2 separate regions of the Homo sapiens genome follow, and region 1 is linked to region 2. The links are chromatin loops, found by intact Hi-C in ENCODE. Cell type or tissue: Caco-2. All regions are shown on one strand. Region 1 overlaps DSE (dermatan sulfate epimerase). Region 2 holds the start of CALHM5 (calcium homeostasis modulator family member 5).

The links. A loop is a pair of places that touch in the nucleus more often than their neighbours do. Peaks named below come from ENCODE experiments on the same cell type or tissue, not always from the same donor. Only the 100,000 strongest peaks of a DNase experiment are listed, where the experiment ranks them.
Region 1: it touches region 2 in a loop (5-fold over the local background); 7 of 110 quality-filtered maps call a loop at or near these places.

What each region holds. Positions count from the first base shown.
Region 1 is chr6:116,442,688-116,450,687 of GRCh38, reverse strand. It overlaps DSE (dermatan sulfate epimerase), which reads right to left. Exons shown (of 6, transcript NM_013352.4): 6 at 5,827-8,000. Among named protein-coding and RNA genes, the nearest start is that of CALHM6, 15 kb to the left of the region's middle. In Caco-2, a CTCF peak has its summit at 6,369; no DNase peak of the experiment used is centred here.
Region 2 is chr6:116,507,932-116,515,931 of GRCh38, reverse strand. The region is part of intron 3 of TRAPPC3L (trafficking protein particle complex subunit 3L); the gene reads left to right. It overlaps CALHM5 (calcium homeostasis modulator family member 5), which reads right to left and starts at 4,293. Exons shown (of 2, transcript NM_153711.5): 1 at 3,696-4,293; 2 at 1-332. The coding sequence starts at 4,235. RefSeq lists an enhancer at 4,001-4,582. In Caco-2, a CTCF peak has its summit at 4,393 (motif pointing left); a DNase peak (open chromatin) is centred at 4,311.

The sequences.
Region 1 (8,000 bases), 65 kb after region 2:
TTTACTTTTAGATTTATTTTAAAAGTTAAAAAAAAAAAAGTTCACCTCCTATCTTGGAAGCAATGAACCAATCTTGAATAAGTTTCATTCACAGGTAGATTCAGAGCTTGACGATCTGTGACTCTACTTTGGCATGATACCTGACCTCCTCTGGTAGTGCCAGGCACCTGCAGTACTTACCTGATTAAGGTAATTTAAGTTTGGCTGCTAATAACACTCTCTGGCTCTCCTCCAGACTCCCTGACTATTCATCCAAGCCTCCTTCATAGGCTCTCCCTCCTCCTCCCAACCATTAATATTGGTACTCACTAAAATTGGGTACTTTCCACATACACACCCTGAATAATCTCCTCTTGGCACCACCACAGACTAGACATGTGACCTTAAGCAAGGTAGTAGATCTCTCTGTGCCTCAGTTATCTGTAATATGAAAATAATATTATCTGCCTCATTGGGTTGTTGTGAAAATTAAGAGTTGAAACATACAACATTCTTCTAATAGTGCCTGGCACATAGCAAATGCTCAAAAGTGTTGGTAATGATATTATTCTCTTTTCCTAGGGCTTCAACAACCAACTCTGTGTTAACATTTCCAAATATTCATCTCCCTTTCCTAAGTTCTACATGGGCATTTTTAACTGCCTAGAAGATATCTTCACTTATTTGTTTAGCAATCATTTCAAACATAATATAGAACTCAGCTTATGTTACAACTTATTTTTCCTGAATTTTGATGTCAGATAAGGATATTAATCTTTCAAGCTAGAAAACTCAGGGTCACTGGTGATGCCACTCCATTTCTTGTGCAGCTTAAGTCTGCTTCAGGTCCACCCCTCAGTGTGGACCTCTCCTCTCCAACCTCACTGAATGTGGTCCACATTCTCATTACATCACCTCACTGCAGTTTATGCCACTCAGTCCTGTCAGAGTTAACTTCCTGAAAAATGAATATGTCATTTGTTGTTGGTGGGGATGAAAAATGGTGCAGCCACTTTGGAAGGCAGTTTGGCAGTTTCTTACAATACTAAAATACTCTTACGATATGATCCAGCAATCATGCTCTTTGGTATCTATCCAATTGATACCAATTGATATTTCAATTGAGTTGAAAACTTATGCCCACACGAAAACTTGCAAATGGATGTTTATAGCAGCTTTACTTGTAATTGCCAAAAGTTAGAAGCAACCAAGATGTCCATCAGTAGGTGAATGGATAAATGGTAAATAAACTATCGCACATCCAGACAATGGAGTATTGTTCAATGCTAAAGAGAAATGAGCTATCAAGCCATGAAGAGACATGAAAGAAACAAATGCATATTACTAAGTGAAAGAAGCCAATCTGAAAAGGCTACATACTGTATAATTACAACTATTCTGGAAAAGGCAAAACTCTAAAGACAGTAAAATAATCAGTGTTTGCCTGAAGTTGTGGGGCAAGAGGAATCAACAAGCAGAACCTAGAGGATTTTCAGGGCAGTGAAACTAATCTGGATACTATAATGGTGGACAAATGTCATTACACATCTGTCCAAACATGTAGAATGTACATAAGAGTGAACCCTAATATAAACTGTGGACTTTGGGTGATTATCATGTGTCAATGTAGGTTTATCAGTTGCAACAAACATATCACTCTGGTGGGATGTGTTGATAATGGGGGAGGATATGAATGTGTGGGAGCAGGAGGTATGTGGGAAATCGCTATACCCTTCTCTGAATTTTGCTATGAACCTAAAACTGCACATAGGAAAATAAAATCTTTTAAAAAGTGAATTTGAGTATACCCTAGAGACTGTTATGCACCATGTGAATGGGATACAGAGTACAAAAGCTCATATTGTTCATAATTGCTATTTTTAAAAAGCTGGTATAAAAGAACTGGTAATAAACATAAAAACTGATCAAATAAACATAAGAATGATTTTAAAAACCAAAGAAAAATATACAACAGACAAGATAAACTGTGAAATAGTCAAACAAGAAAATACTATATAGCAAAGTAAATAAATAAATATCAACAAGGATGAATCTTTAAAACAAAACATTGAGCAATAAAACTTAAACACAAAGAATATGTTCAGTATTATTCCATTTATAAAAAGTTCAGAACTAGTCTAAATAGACTGTCTTTTCTGAGTATGTATACATAAGTGAAAAAACTAAGGAACAACAAAGAAGTGATTAAGAATCAGGACAGTGGTTATCATTTTTGGGGCTTCCATGACATATGACTGGGGAGGAGATGAAGGGTTTTCACAATGTTATATGTTACAGAGGTGTTTACAATTATGCTTTATACACTATATCTGTTTTAATGTTTTAGTATTTTTTCCTCATTAAGGATTATATTTCTTAATTTTTATGGCAAGAGAAAGACAGCAATCCAATTACATTATTTTCCAACTGAAAACCTCCAATACTTCCAGTTTTCCAGAGGACAACTTCCATATCCCTACATTGGCACAGAAGCTTGTCCCAGACTTGCTCCACACATCTCCACCCCACTTCATCCCATGCACCCCGGTTTCCAGCACCACTGACCCCCTTACTTTTCCTGTGCATACACATCACAGTCTTCCTCAATACCATGCCTTCTCACTTGTTTTTCTTTCTTCCTTAAATGACATTTCTGTTTTTCACCTGGCAAACTACTCTCTTCCTTTAATACTCAGTCTGATGTAACTTCTTCATTCAAGTCATCTTCAAAACCCCCAGAGTTAGCATTTCTATTTTTTTTGCTCTCACACCATTTAAAAAGAAATAACTGTGCAATAGTTCTTGACATGCCTATTGCAACATTCCTTTCCAGGGATCTGTCTCTCCTACTATGGTGGGAGCTCCCAGGGATCCAGGGCCTCTTCTCATTCATCATTGCTTCCCTCAGTAGAGTCAGCTGCTCTCTGACCACAACTCTCTTTCCACACACGAAGTAGACCTCACTACATTGTATATTATCTTTATCTACTTACAGAGCTGTCTCAAGCTATGTTGTGCAATTTTATGAGAATTAAAAATGAGATAGTATGAAAAACCCAGCACAGTGTTTAGAATATTTTAGTTTCAGTTACATTTTTTAAAAGGTTTTTTTAAAAAGTAGTGACTCAGAAATGTGCTAGAGGGTGCTGATTCACTGTTTTGTTATAGACGATGGTACTCAGGTTGTTAACATTTGACTTGCTCATCTAACCAGGAGCCAAAGAAATAATCAGATTTTTAGTAAGCAAAATATCAGCCATTTTTATTTAATAAATAAATTAATACATTTCAAGTGTTTGTGTCTATAGTTGACTTGAAATTATTTTGGGGAAGAATAAGACAACAACCAGATTGATGGCTGACGGCATGATGTTGCTTGTTTTAGTCCCTGTTTGTATATATCCCCCAATCCCCCAACCTAAGGTTTGTCCGACAAGCAGTGAAAACTCAAAGCAGGCAGTGTTGATTTTGGCAGTGCCCCAACTTTCCTTAAAGTAAAGAAATGCCAAACAAAGTGTTTCCTCAACTGTCAAATGGGAAGGCTGAACTAGATCATCTTTGGGGTCCCTTTCAATTCTAACATGCTATAATACATACTTCTAGTTCGTTAAAAAAAAGAAACAGGCATGACCTCTTTAAAAACCACACACATACATACATTCGACCAAGAACTGACAAAATTCAATGAAAAGTAAACCAAAAAAAATTTTAAATCTGCCTTAACAGAAAAAAAAAAAAAGAAGAAAAACCAAACTGGAGTTCCATTTATTCCTTCCATGTAAAGCTGGGTTTAAAAAAGCAATATGAGTGACAAATGATTGACTGCTTGAAAGATGTATTGATTGTGAGATATTTTCTAGTTTCTTCTGTATCTCCACATCTTCTGTTAATAATTATTCTAGCTAAATCTTCTCTTCTTTAGGAGAGGATGATAAAGTAGGTTTATGTTATATAAAGCATTGGTCAGCTGATTGAAAGCGTTTTACAATGACTCCATTCACTTCAACCACCTGAAAAACCACAAACATTTATGACAGTCTTAAAAGTCCAGGAAACAATACTAAATTAAGAGATGGAGACTGCAGATAAATATATTAGTAAATAATTTGCTTTTATGTTTATGAAGCTCAATCAAAGTGACTCACAGTTTGGGTGCAAGATGAGAGTAGACACAAAAAGCAGAAGTCTGGTTTTGCAACTGATTATTTTATGATGTCTGTAGGCTGTGCTGCAGGATCCTAAACTATGACAAATAGTTATAGTAATTTCTAAAATGTGAGGATGTTCAGTAGTCTTTTTTTTTTTTTTTTTTTTTGAGATAGGACCTGACTCTGTGCCCAGGCTGGAGTGCAGAGGCCTGATCTTGGCTCACTGCAACCTCTGCCTCCTGGGACTCAAGCAATCTTCCCACCTCAGCCTCCACAGCAGCTGGCACTACAGGCGTGCACCACCACACCCAGCTAATTTTTGTATTTTTAGAAGAGACAGGGTTTCACCATGTTGCCCAGGCTGGTCTTGAATTCCTGGGCTTAAGCTATCCGCCACCTCAGCCCCACAAAGTATGGGATTACAGGTGTGAGGTACATCACCTGGCCCAGTAGTCTATCTTTAACAAAGATAATCTACTTTGACAATTTTTTTGCTTGTTCACTTAAGTTTCATGAGATTAAAGGCAAACAATTATGGTGAAAGTTTAATAGTTTTGATGTAACTATGCTTATAACTCAGTATTTTTAATGATTATAATGTAGCATTTTGAGCACTCTAAATAATTAAAATTCAAGTTTAGACATTGTTTTATTTTGAGTTTTATGCTCTAATCCATAATTACTGTTGGCTGTATGTCTCTGGTCACAGTTCTTAGCCTCTCTGAACCTAGCTTCCTAATTTATAAGATGGGGCTGTAGCTATTATTTTCCTTACAGTATGCAGATGCGTACAAATTTCTTCAAACTTTGCTAGGCTTCAGTAAGACTGCTATTATCATTGCTATCTAGTAAGCTTTAGCATAATAATGGCGTAAACTTGGACTAGGCAATGTTTTTATGAATTTTAGCACATTTTATAAAATAAGCCTGCATGTGGGCTCATTGCATACCATTTAAGAAACAAAACTTCTTTTACAGAATTATATTCTTTCATTCCCTACTTCTTCCTCTGACATCCAAATAATTTTTTTAATTAAAAATGACCTATCTTCAGTAGTGAATTCACGAAGGTCCTCTCATCATCCATAAGACTCTTAAAACATGCACTAGGCAACAGGTGCCATGGTTGACTCTCCACGTGTGCAGGTGTCGCAGAAAAGCCAGCTGAATAACCAACCCTCCCAACCACACTGCTTGCCCACACCCTTGACACCCACACCACATTGTCCTATGTTCTCTAGGAAGTCTGCTTTGCTGGCATGGCTATGCTTTCTCGATTGCACAGTGTCATGAACTCACAAGGCATTCTTATGGGCAATGGCTGAAGTTTAGCAACAGTCTGCTGATTACTGGTGGTTTACAACATCTCACACAAATGGTGTGTTATTTTAAGTTGTGCTTTGGAATCTGGGCTCTCGATCCCACTTGGGACCACCCTGTGTTTAGCAATCATATAAGCAGCTGCTTGCTTACCTTGTTAACATCTGTCTTTCACATGTACCCTGTCCTGGAGATTGAATTTTAGGCCTCCACATAGCTCAGAGGTGACAGTGTTGAAACAGCTCTAGGATCTAGCTGGAGCATCTCTCAGGGCCACAGTTCACAGCTAACTGAGAGGTTAGTGATGTTAGCTCATTATAAGAACTATGTTCTATCTTATCTCATTCAGGCTGCTATAACAAAAACACCATAGACTAGGTGGCTTACAAACAACAGAAATTTATTTACCACAGTTCTGGGGACAGGGAAATCCAAGATCAAAGCACAACAGATGTGGTATCTGGTGAGGACTCACTTCCTGGTTTACAGATGGCCATCTTTTCACTGTAGCCTCACATGTTGGAAGGGACAAGGGACCTCTCTGGGGTATCTTTTATAAGGATACTACTCCCATTCACGAGGGCTCCACCTTCATAACCTAATCACTTTCCAAAGGCCCCACATCCTAATACTATCACATTAAGGATTAGGTTTCAACATATTAATTTTGAGAGGAGGCAAACATTCAGTCTGCAGCAAGCTCAATGTTAAGGTCTTCTGGGACCACAGTCTTCTGTACTCCATTCAGTCATTAATCCACCAATTTATTTATTCATTCAGGCAGTCAGTCAATTCATCAAGCATTTTTTGAATACCAAATTTTTCTGAATGCATTTTTTGAATGCCAGGCACTGTGTAAGAACCATGTATATACAACGAGCAAGAGACACAATCCCTGCCCTAAAGGATTGTAGTCCAGTGACTTTGTGTCTTCTAAGAGTGAGCCACCTAAGGGCAGTGTTCAGTAATAGCAATCAGTTTTCAGTTGTTATTGCAATTGATATTTCAACTGTGATAAAAAATTCTGTGAATTAATCTTTCAAAAGAATCACGTCTCCCTTTCATCAGTCCTTTTTGTATCAAAAAATACGGAGGTTTGAATATATAGAGTGCTCTAAGAATTCTCTTCAGAACTCTACTAAATGACCTGGATCCATTCTTTTGTCAGTAAAACAAATACCTTCAAGAGAGGAGTAAAGGAGTTTAGAAATCAAGATTATCAAGGAGACAATAAACAGAAATTCCTTTTATTTTACTGGAGGTCTCTGATCCTGGACAAAAATGGTAAACAGCAGAGACTGAAAAGTACAAAGTAAGGAAAACTGACAAGATGTTTGCTTTACACAGAAAGGTACTTCTAGTGTCCTGTTATTACCATTTCTTTGGAAGAAAAAGGAAGTGCCTAGACCATTGAAAACGTTTTTTTGTTCAGAAAAGAATTCCTAAATAAATACTAAACACACTTCTCATTATTTAATTTGGAATGTGCTGGGCTGACTGAATGTTTTTAGAAGCTCTTTTCTTAAGAAATTCTACTGAAATCATAGGGACATTCTTTGATAAAGACTTCCCCATAACAAATTTCTAGAGATATGCAGAAGGAGCAGCACTTTTACTTTTCTGATTTAGAAAGTACTCCAACTGCCTGCATTAATCACAATGCTTATATAATTGAAACTATTTCTTTTTTAAATTAAATGGAGTGAGGAAAAGAGACCCTCCTGCCCTGGAGCCTGGTCTACTTTTCCAGTCTAATTTTCTATCACCCGCCACTACATACACACCCTGTACTCCAGTTATACCATTCTATGTGAAGTCCCTGAACAAGGCAAGCTGAAAACACAAATGGCAGAAATATTTGAACAATTTCCTGGGCTTATTAAGGGATAGCCAGGGTGACGGCAGCAGAGCCATGGCAGGCAACCATGCTCTTCTTATATTAAATAAGACTCAGACATATATACCATTAGGGATCCTTGACTCATTATCTTTCTGATCAATACTTCCACAAAATATTCATTCCTTTGGCCACACATTTTGCCTGTGGGCTAGGAGTTAAACATTCCCTCTCCAGACTTATTCAAGGAGCTAATTGTCTTCTACCCAGACTATGGAAATGGTCTCCTAACCTCTTCCCCATTGGGTCCACTCTCTACACTGAAGCTAAAATTGCCTTTCTAAAATGCAAATCTGATTATTTAAAAAGAAAATTCTTTAATGGCTTGCCATTGCTTGCAGCGATTTCTAAGCAGAGGGTACCCCCTCCCTGCCCCACCTCACCCCAGGGAGTAAACATATGGAATATGGGGGGCATATCAGAGCCATCTCAGGGATTTTTCAAAGTTTCACATACACACAGGTATATGTGGCATCATCAACACCCCTCACCCATGTCCCTTTTGCTCCCATACACATTTCCTATCCCATGAAAATCGCTGCCATGCTTGTTGAGTGATGGGTGTTATGTTGTAGCCCTCAGTTATGCTGAGGCATAAAAATGGTTGAGCAGCCTCATGGCAGAATAAAGTCCAGATTCCTTAGCATGTCCTACAA
Region 2 (8,000 bases):
AGTTGCAGACCATTGTCCACCACTCTGTGGAGGGTGCTATAGTGTTGCTGGCTTTGGTGGAAAGAATGCAGCTCTGAAGCAGCCTCCCAGGCAGCAAACGTAGGCATGGGAAAAGGATCTGGCCTCTTGTTTTCAAAAAAACATTTCAGGTTCCTCTCGCTCAGCTTGTTGGCATAGTCCAGAAATGTATTTTCCAACTGCTCCTTCTCCTTTTGTGCATATGTCTTCCAAAAACTCAGCTGAAGGTAGCTAACTTTAGATCGGCAGCGAGCATAACATGTGGTGAGCAGAGAGAAGAAAGACGCTGAACAAATCAGGCACCATCCTAGAATCTTAAGAAGAAAGAAATATTGAGTACACACGTGAAAGCAAAGCCATTTAGGGAGCTGGGGTATTATTGAGAAGTGTATAGCTAAATTATTACCACAGTCTTTGACATACCTCATTTGAAATCATTCATCTTAATTTTTAAACACTTTAAACTCACTTTTTGAATTTATTAGGTAAACTCAAAATAAAGTTAGGGTTTACCTAATCTCTATTCTCCTCCCCAACATTGCTGGTGCAAAGAAATAACCAGAAGGCAGGCAGATAGAAAAGAGTACAAAGTATAGATTACATAAGACTTACAGAAATCAAGCTCAAATAGTATTAGCTCTGATAGGAAAATATTCTGTGCATAAGTAAATGTGGTCATTTGAGTAAATGACCAGCTCTTCAGCCAGGCATTTTTAGGCATTGATAAATGTATATACATGGCTAGAGACTAATTTTTTTCTGTCATTACTTACTGTCCATGGAAAAGGGAGACAGACGATACAATCAGGAAGCTGAAGCTATAAGAATTTAAAGGCTGAGAAAAAATTAGGATCATTAAAACCTTGAAAATGATTTGTCTTGATTTTTGGTAATTAGAAAAAACAAACTCTTTCCTGAATATGAAATGGTTCAGCTTTTCTCCCCTGGATCTTAAAAGCAGAAGTTTAAATAGCTTAAATTATCTTCTAACTTTTTTGGCTCTAACTCTGTTTTCACAATTGAAATTAATTTTATGTTTGGAAAACTAACATCTTTTTCAAAGTGTCTCTTGACATTTAGTTTAAATGATCCTTAATATTCTTTAGCAGATGAGCCTATTTGAAAATAGAAATAATAATCTACAAATGAACCCATTCAGACCATAACAAAACCACAAATAAGCTTTAAATCAGTGGTTCCCAACCTTTGACTCAGATATAGAGTGTTTGTGAAGGGTCTCAACCTCTGCACCAATGCCAACTCTGGACTGGCACTACTCAGGTTTAAATCTAAACTTTCCCCTTACTATGCGTATTCTTTTTATCTCAGTTTCTTCACTTGTGAAACGAGGGTTACTCACCTTGAAGGGTAATTTGATGGACCTAATGAAATGATACTGGACACATGTATTCATTAAGTTTTAGCTAATATTATATGCTGCTATTCTTCAAATATATATACACTTATGTAAATGTGTTACTGAACTCATAATATCTTTCTGTACTTATAATTAATGAGTGAGGCACAACTACCATCAAGTGAAAGTCCCTGAATGGATTGTGGTTGGCTACCTTATATGTTCCTCCTTCCTTCATCGTCTGTCTTCCTCTTTTTCCACAGCTGAGGCTTCTGTACGCCATCTCATCTCAGTACCTGAGCCAGTTCCAGCTGAATTATAAACTATTCCATCAGCTTCAGGTCCCCTTCCCCCTTTCACATGACGTTTGCATTGACCGATGCTTTCCCTCAATTCACAGTACCCAGAGTCAAACTAGAGCTTGGTGGATGCTTCCATACCAGCCCTCAAAAGTGTCTTATTTTGCATATGTCCTCCCCCAAACCATGGCAGTTTTCCTCATTGACTTGGAACAAATACTGTGTACCAGAAGCTTTATGCCCATTTGTATCTATCATCTCTAAATCTTCCGACAACTCTCCAAAGTAAGTGATATTACCACTAACTATGAGAAAACTGGGACTCAAAGAGGTCGAACCACTAGTTCTAGGTCACATAGCTGGTGATTGGTAGCATCAGCATACAAACCCAACGCCAGACAATTCCAAGACTGAGCTCTTTCCACTACTCCATTCTATCTTCCTTAAGAATAGAGAGTCATCCAGCTAGATTTTTTATCTGCCCCACCCATGGATGAATGTTCTTTTCCGCCTCCAGGCACATGTACACCTATTGTTGGTCTGGACTATATGCTGCCTCCTGCCTATCTGAACCTCTGTAGTCAGCACCTGCTATTGATACAAGTTCTCTTGCCCACATTCCTTATGCATCTTCCCACAGGAATCAGCCCCAGGTCCTTCTCATTCTGATGAAGAATCAGCAGGTCAGTGTGCTCAGCCTAAGCTATGACATGATGTGCAAGATTTCCTTGTACCTGTGTTTAGAGAGGAGAAGCTCACACAATGATAAGTGTTTGGGCCTGCCACTGACTGAATGGAGCCTGGTGACTGAGGACATACACCATAAATCAATCATTCTGTCATAAGAGTTGTAAGTTATACCCTTCTTCAATAAAAGACACAAGACATTTGGGAGCCTGATATGTTTTATCTAAGATGTGCTTTATGCATTAAAGAAAAGATTTTGTTTTGGAGTATTTTTTGACTTATCAATTTATGAAGAGTATGACTTTACTGCCAACCAGCTTTGGAGTGTATGATTTTAAAAACAGATTTTGCCTTGATTTGTTGTTACCAAGGCAAATCCTTGTCGAAAAAGTAAAATAATGCTATTTCTGTGCCTTTATTCTGAAACAGATAGCATTCCTGACAATTTGTGGATCTGCTTATCAACTCTTACCACTTGTTTTGCTTTTGGGAATGCAATTCTTACTACCTATAAATGGGAAGTTAGTCCTTCCTAAGGCTGTACATCTGGATTTGTGTTCATGTGCCTGGAGGAATGACAGGCTACTTCCCTGCATCAATTAGGTAAAGATATGATTTCCTTCTGTTAAATAAAACAATGCCCAAATCTTGAGCTTCTGAAGTAATTAAGAACCCCTTTAGCTGTACAGCACAAAGAGTATAAAACATAATCTCCCTAGAGAGTACAGTCACTTTTTCACAGAAGGCTATTTAAAAACTGCTGATTCCTACCATACAAGGAAAATTCTTCTCAATCTTGACAATATTTATACACAGAGATAGCAGTTGCCAGAAATCATTCAAGAGAATCTCCACACTAATTATATTACATGCAACTTTGAAAAGTAATAACTCATTTCATTCAGCTACATTTTAATAGATGAATAATACATGTGTGTGTTTGAGAAAACAACTTGAATGTAAATAATTGATAGAAGGCAGTAATTTCTAATTACAGCTCTGCCATTAACACTCAATTTATGATTTAGTGTTAGGCATTATTTATTTACAGACCCAGAGAGACTGTTTTAAAGTACTTAAGTATTTATATGTGGACAATCCAGTGGATATTTTCTTTTCAGAACCGGAAAAGAGATAATCCAGTCAGCAACTTTATTGAGCCACCCAGCCTTTCAAAAGCTTTTCCTGAGATAGTCTCAATGCTGCATCATGTTTCAGTTTCCATTTAGTTTCAAAATATTCTGACAGGACACAGACAGCCCTGGCTGAAAGGAGCACAGAGAGAATACTTCGAGCTCATGCTGAGAGAAAAAGGCGAGTTTGTCTTTTCTTACCTGAGACTGGGCCTGAAGGGAGAGTTTCAGTTCTTCATTGACGGTAGGTAGCATGCTAGTTTTGCCACAAGATACTTTGTGAAGTTCTTCCCAGCACTCTTTGGGCTTACCCTTGCAAATCAGTTCCAGGAGTCCTGAACTTCTCGTCCCGCTCATGGCACATTCATAGAAAGTTCCATTGAGCAGAGCCACAGAAAGCCACATCACTGGAGCCACCAATGAGCTCAGAGTGATCTGGCCGAGGACGTAGAAGAAACGGCAGCTGTGGCCTCTGGGAAAGATTTTCCTGGGATTCACACAGCAGCCTGTGAAGAGTCTCCACGACCTATTGTTCAGAAAGAATCCCAGGATCAGTAACACCCAGGCAGGAGCAAAGAGGAAAACCAGCCCATAGGTCATATTCTCAGTGCTGCAGGGGCACTTAAAAGCCACAACAGAAAAGAGACGCTCACTTCCCACGGTCAGCAGAGCCATGAAGCTGTAGCCAATAACAGTTTTCTGATTAAGGAAGAATTTTAAAATGCCCTGAAAAGCATCCATGTTGGAGATGCACAGAGGGAAAATGCTGTGCCTTTGTTATTGGCAGAGCAGCTGTGGCAGTGGCCGAGGGTGGAGCTCTTTCTTCATCAGAAACAACAGTCCTTCTCAGACTGAATTGAGCCAGATAAGGAAACAATGTCATTCCTTAGGAATGAATATTTCTCAACATGTTTAGATAATGCCTCCTACTGGTGGAAATTGGGCTGTGATACTGCAGCCTAAATGCTGAGAATAAATTCAAAGTGCACGGGCTCCATTTTAACCTTCTTTCCATGTGGTTTGGATTGAAAATCAGAAAAGAAATTCTCACTCATACAAATAATAGTCTAGGAATTTTCCAGTGTAAGGAATCAACATTAACAGAAAGAGGTTTCAGCCGACAAATCAAATCTCCAAACCTAGAATTTTATGAATGTTTTTCTCTTCCTATGACTTGAGATTTGGAAGACAGGGATTTGCTGTCTTTTTTCATATATATAAAAACATATGAAAATTATATATATATATATATATCAATAGCTTTTGGAGCACAAGTGGGTTTTGGTTACATGGATGAAATATACATATAAATATACATATATATATATATACATATATATATGAGATTTTAGTGCACCCATCACCGGATATGTATGTGTACCCAATATGTATTTTTTTATCCCTCACCCCCTTCCCACTCTCCCTCTTTCTGAGTCTCCAAAGTCCATTATACCACTCCATATGCCTTTACGTACCCATAGCTTAATTTCCACTTATAAGTGAGAACTACAGTTTTTGGTTTTCTATTTCCGAGTTACTTCGCTTGGAATAACGCCTCTAGCTCCATCAAGTTGCTGCAAAAGACATTATTTCATTCTTTTTTATGACTGAGTAGTATTCCATGGTATATATACACCACAGTTTCTTTATCTATTCATCAGTTGATGGGTACTTAGATTGGTTTCATATCTTTGCAATTGTGAATTGTGTTGCAATAAATATACATGTGCAGGTGTTTTTTTTTAATATATAATGACTTCTTTTTCTTTGGATAGATACCCAGTAGTGGGATTGCTGGACTGAATAGTAGATCTACTTTTAGTACTTAAAGTTCTTTCTTTAAGAATGAAAGAAAGGTGCCGTGGTTCATGTCTGTAATCCTAGCATTTTGGGAGGTCGAGGCAGGTGGATTGCTTGAGCCAAGGAGTACGAGACCAGCCTAGGCAACATGGTGAATCTCCCTCTCTACAAAAAAATACCAAAAAAAAATTAGCCAGGCTCGGTGGCATGCACCTGTAGTCCCAGCTACTCAGGAGGCAGAGATGGGAGGATCGCTTGAGCCCAGGAGGCTGAGGTTGTGGTGAGCCAAATCATGCCACTGCATTCCAGTCTGGGTGACAGAGCAAGACCCTGTCTCATAAATAAATACATAGAAGGAAAGAAAGAAATCTCCATACTGTTTTTTATAGAGGTTGTACTAATTTACATTCCTACCAGCATTCTACAAGCATTCTGTTTTCACAAAATTCATACCAATATCTATTGTTATTGCCTTTTTAGTAATAGCCATTATTACTGGAATAAGGTGGTATCTCATTGTGGTTTTAGTTTACATTTCCCTAATGATTAGTATGTTGAGCATTTTTTCATATGTTTGTTGTCCATTTGTATATCTTCTTTTGAGAAATGTCTATTGATGTCATTTGCTCACTTTTTGATGGGATTATTTGTTTTCTTCTTGCTGATTTGTTTGAGTTCCTTATAGATACTGGATATTAGTCCTTTGTCAGATGCATAGTTTACAAATATCTTCTCCCATTTTGTGGGTTGCCTGTTTACTCTGATGTTTATTTCTTTTGCTGTGCAGAAGCTTTTTAGTTTAATTAGGTCCCATTTATTTATTTTTGGTTTTGTTGCATTTGCTTTTTGGGTCTTAGTCATAAATTCCTTGCCTAGGCCAATGTCCAGAAGAGTTTTTATTACGTTTTCTTCTAGAAATTTTATGGTTTCACATCTTAGATATAAGCGTTTGATCCATCTTGAGTTTATTTTTGTATATGGTGAGTGACAGGGATCCAGTTTCATTCCTGTACATGTTGCTATCCTGTTTTCCAAGCACCTTTTAATGGATACAGTGTCCTTTCCCCAGTTTATGTTTTTGTATGCTTTGTCAAAGATCAATTGGTTCTGAGTTCTCTATTCTGTTCCATTGGTCTATGTATCTACTTTTGTACCAGTGCTATGCTGTTTTGATAACTATACCTTTGTAGTATAATTTGAAGTCAGGTAATGTGATGCCTCCAGATTTATTCTTTTTACTTAGTATTGCTTTGGCTGTTGGGGCTCTTTTTTTGGTTCCATATAAATTTTAGGATTGTTTTTTCTAATTCTGTGAAAAATTATGTTGGTATTTTGATAGGAATTGCACTGAATCTGTAGATTGCTTTGGGAAGTATGGTTATTTTCACAATATTGATTCTTCCAATCCAGGAGCATGGCATATATTTCCCTGTGTTTGTGTCATCTATGACTTCTTTCAGCTGCATTTTATAGTTCTCCTTATAGAGATCTTCCACCTCTTCGATTAAGTATATTCATCGGTGGGTTTTTTTTTTTTTTTTTTTTTACAACTCTTATAAAAGGGATTGAGTTCTTGATTTGGCTCTCAGCTTGGTTGTTGTTGGTGTATAGCAGGGCTACTGATTTGGGTACATTAGTTTTGTAAACTAAGACTTTACTAAATTCATTTATCAAATCTAGTAGTCTTTTGGAGGAGTCTTTAGGTTTTTCTAGATATATGATTATCCTGACAAATGGAGATAGTTTGACTTCCTCTTTTCTAATTTGGATGCCCTTTATTTCTTTCTCTTGCCTGATTGCTATGGATGGGATTTCTATTAATAGCACTGTGTTGAATAGAAGTGGTGAAAGTAGGCATCCCTGTCTTGTTCCACTTCTTAGGGGAAATGCCTTCAACTTTCCCCCTTTCATTTTTTATCTTCCTAAACTGGCTAGTGTTAGAGATCAAATTTTAGGATTTGGGATATGTGCATTTTACATGGGAAAGTTTAGGGAGAGTTTGAGTTTTGAAGGAAAGTCAAAATGAGAAGAGTCCTCATCATTTCTTTCCTAGGCTTACTATAATAGTAACCTTTTGATTAGTATCTCAGCCCTTGACCTCATGCTCACTCCCATCCATAACCCTAAATCCATTCTCTATGCTGACAAGAAAAGGATCCTTCTAAAACTGAAATTGAATTCTGCATTAGCCAGTTCACACCTTTGGGGCTCACAACTGCTCACAAGTTGATAGATGTAGAGATTCCCTGAACCCCATCATGGTATTTTATGCTCATGACATGTTCCCACTACCTAGAATGTCTTTGTCACTTACCTCCAGACCCCTAGTCTTGTCTACCTGGCAAACATTCAGTCAATAGATGCCCATTCTATAATTTGTCTTGCAAATGGCTATTGAACTCCCACTGTGTGCCAGGTACTGTGCCAGACTGGCAGTGCTCAAGAAATTTCTGTTGAATAAATGAAGAATGAATAAGGAATCTCCTAGTCCTTCTGATTATAAGTAATTTAAGAAAATTGCTTCCATTTCTCTCCTACACAGCTCTTAATTTTAAAAATTAATTAATTTCTGCACTTGAAAGATGGCAACATATCAAGCTGACAAAATTTCATTAATAAACTTCAAAGTCCAGGCCTGTGTATTTTGTGAAAAGAAATTGCCTTGGACTAGGAGCCAAGGAATTAAGTTATAGCATGGTCTTGGCA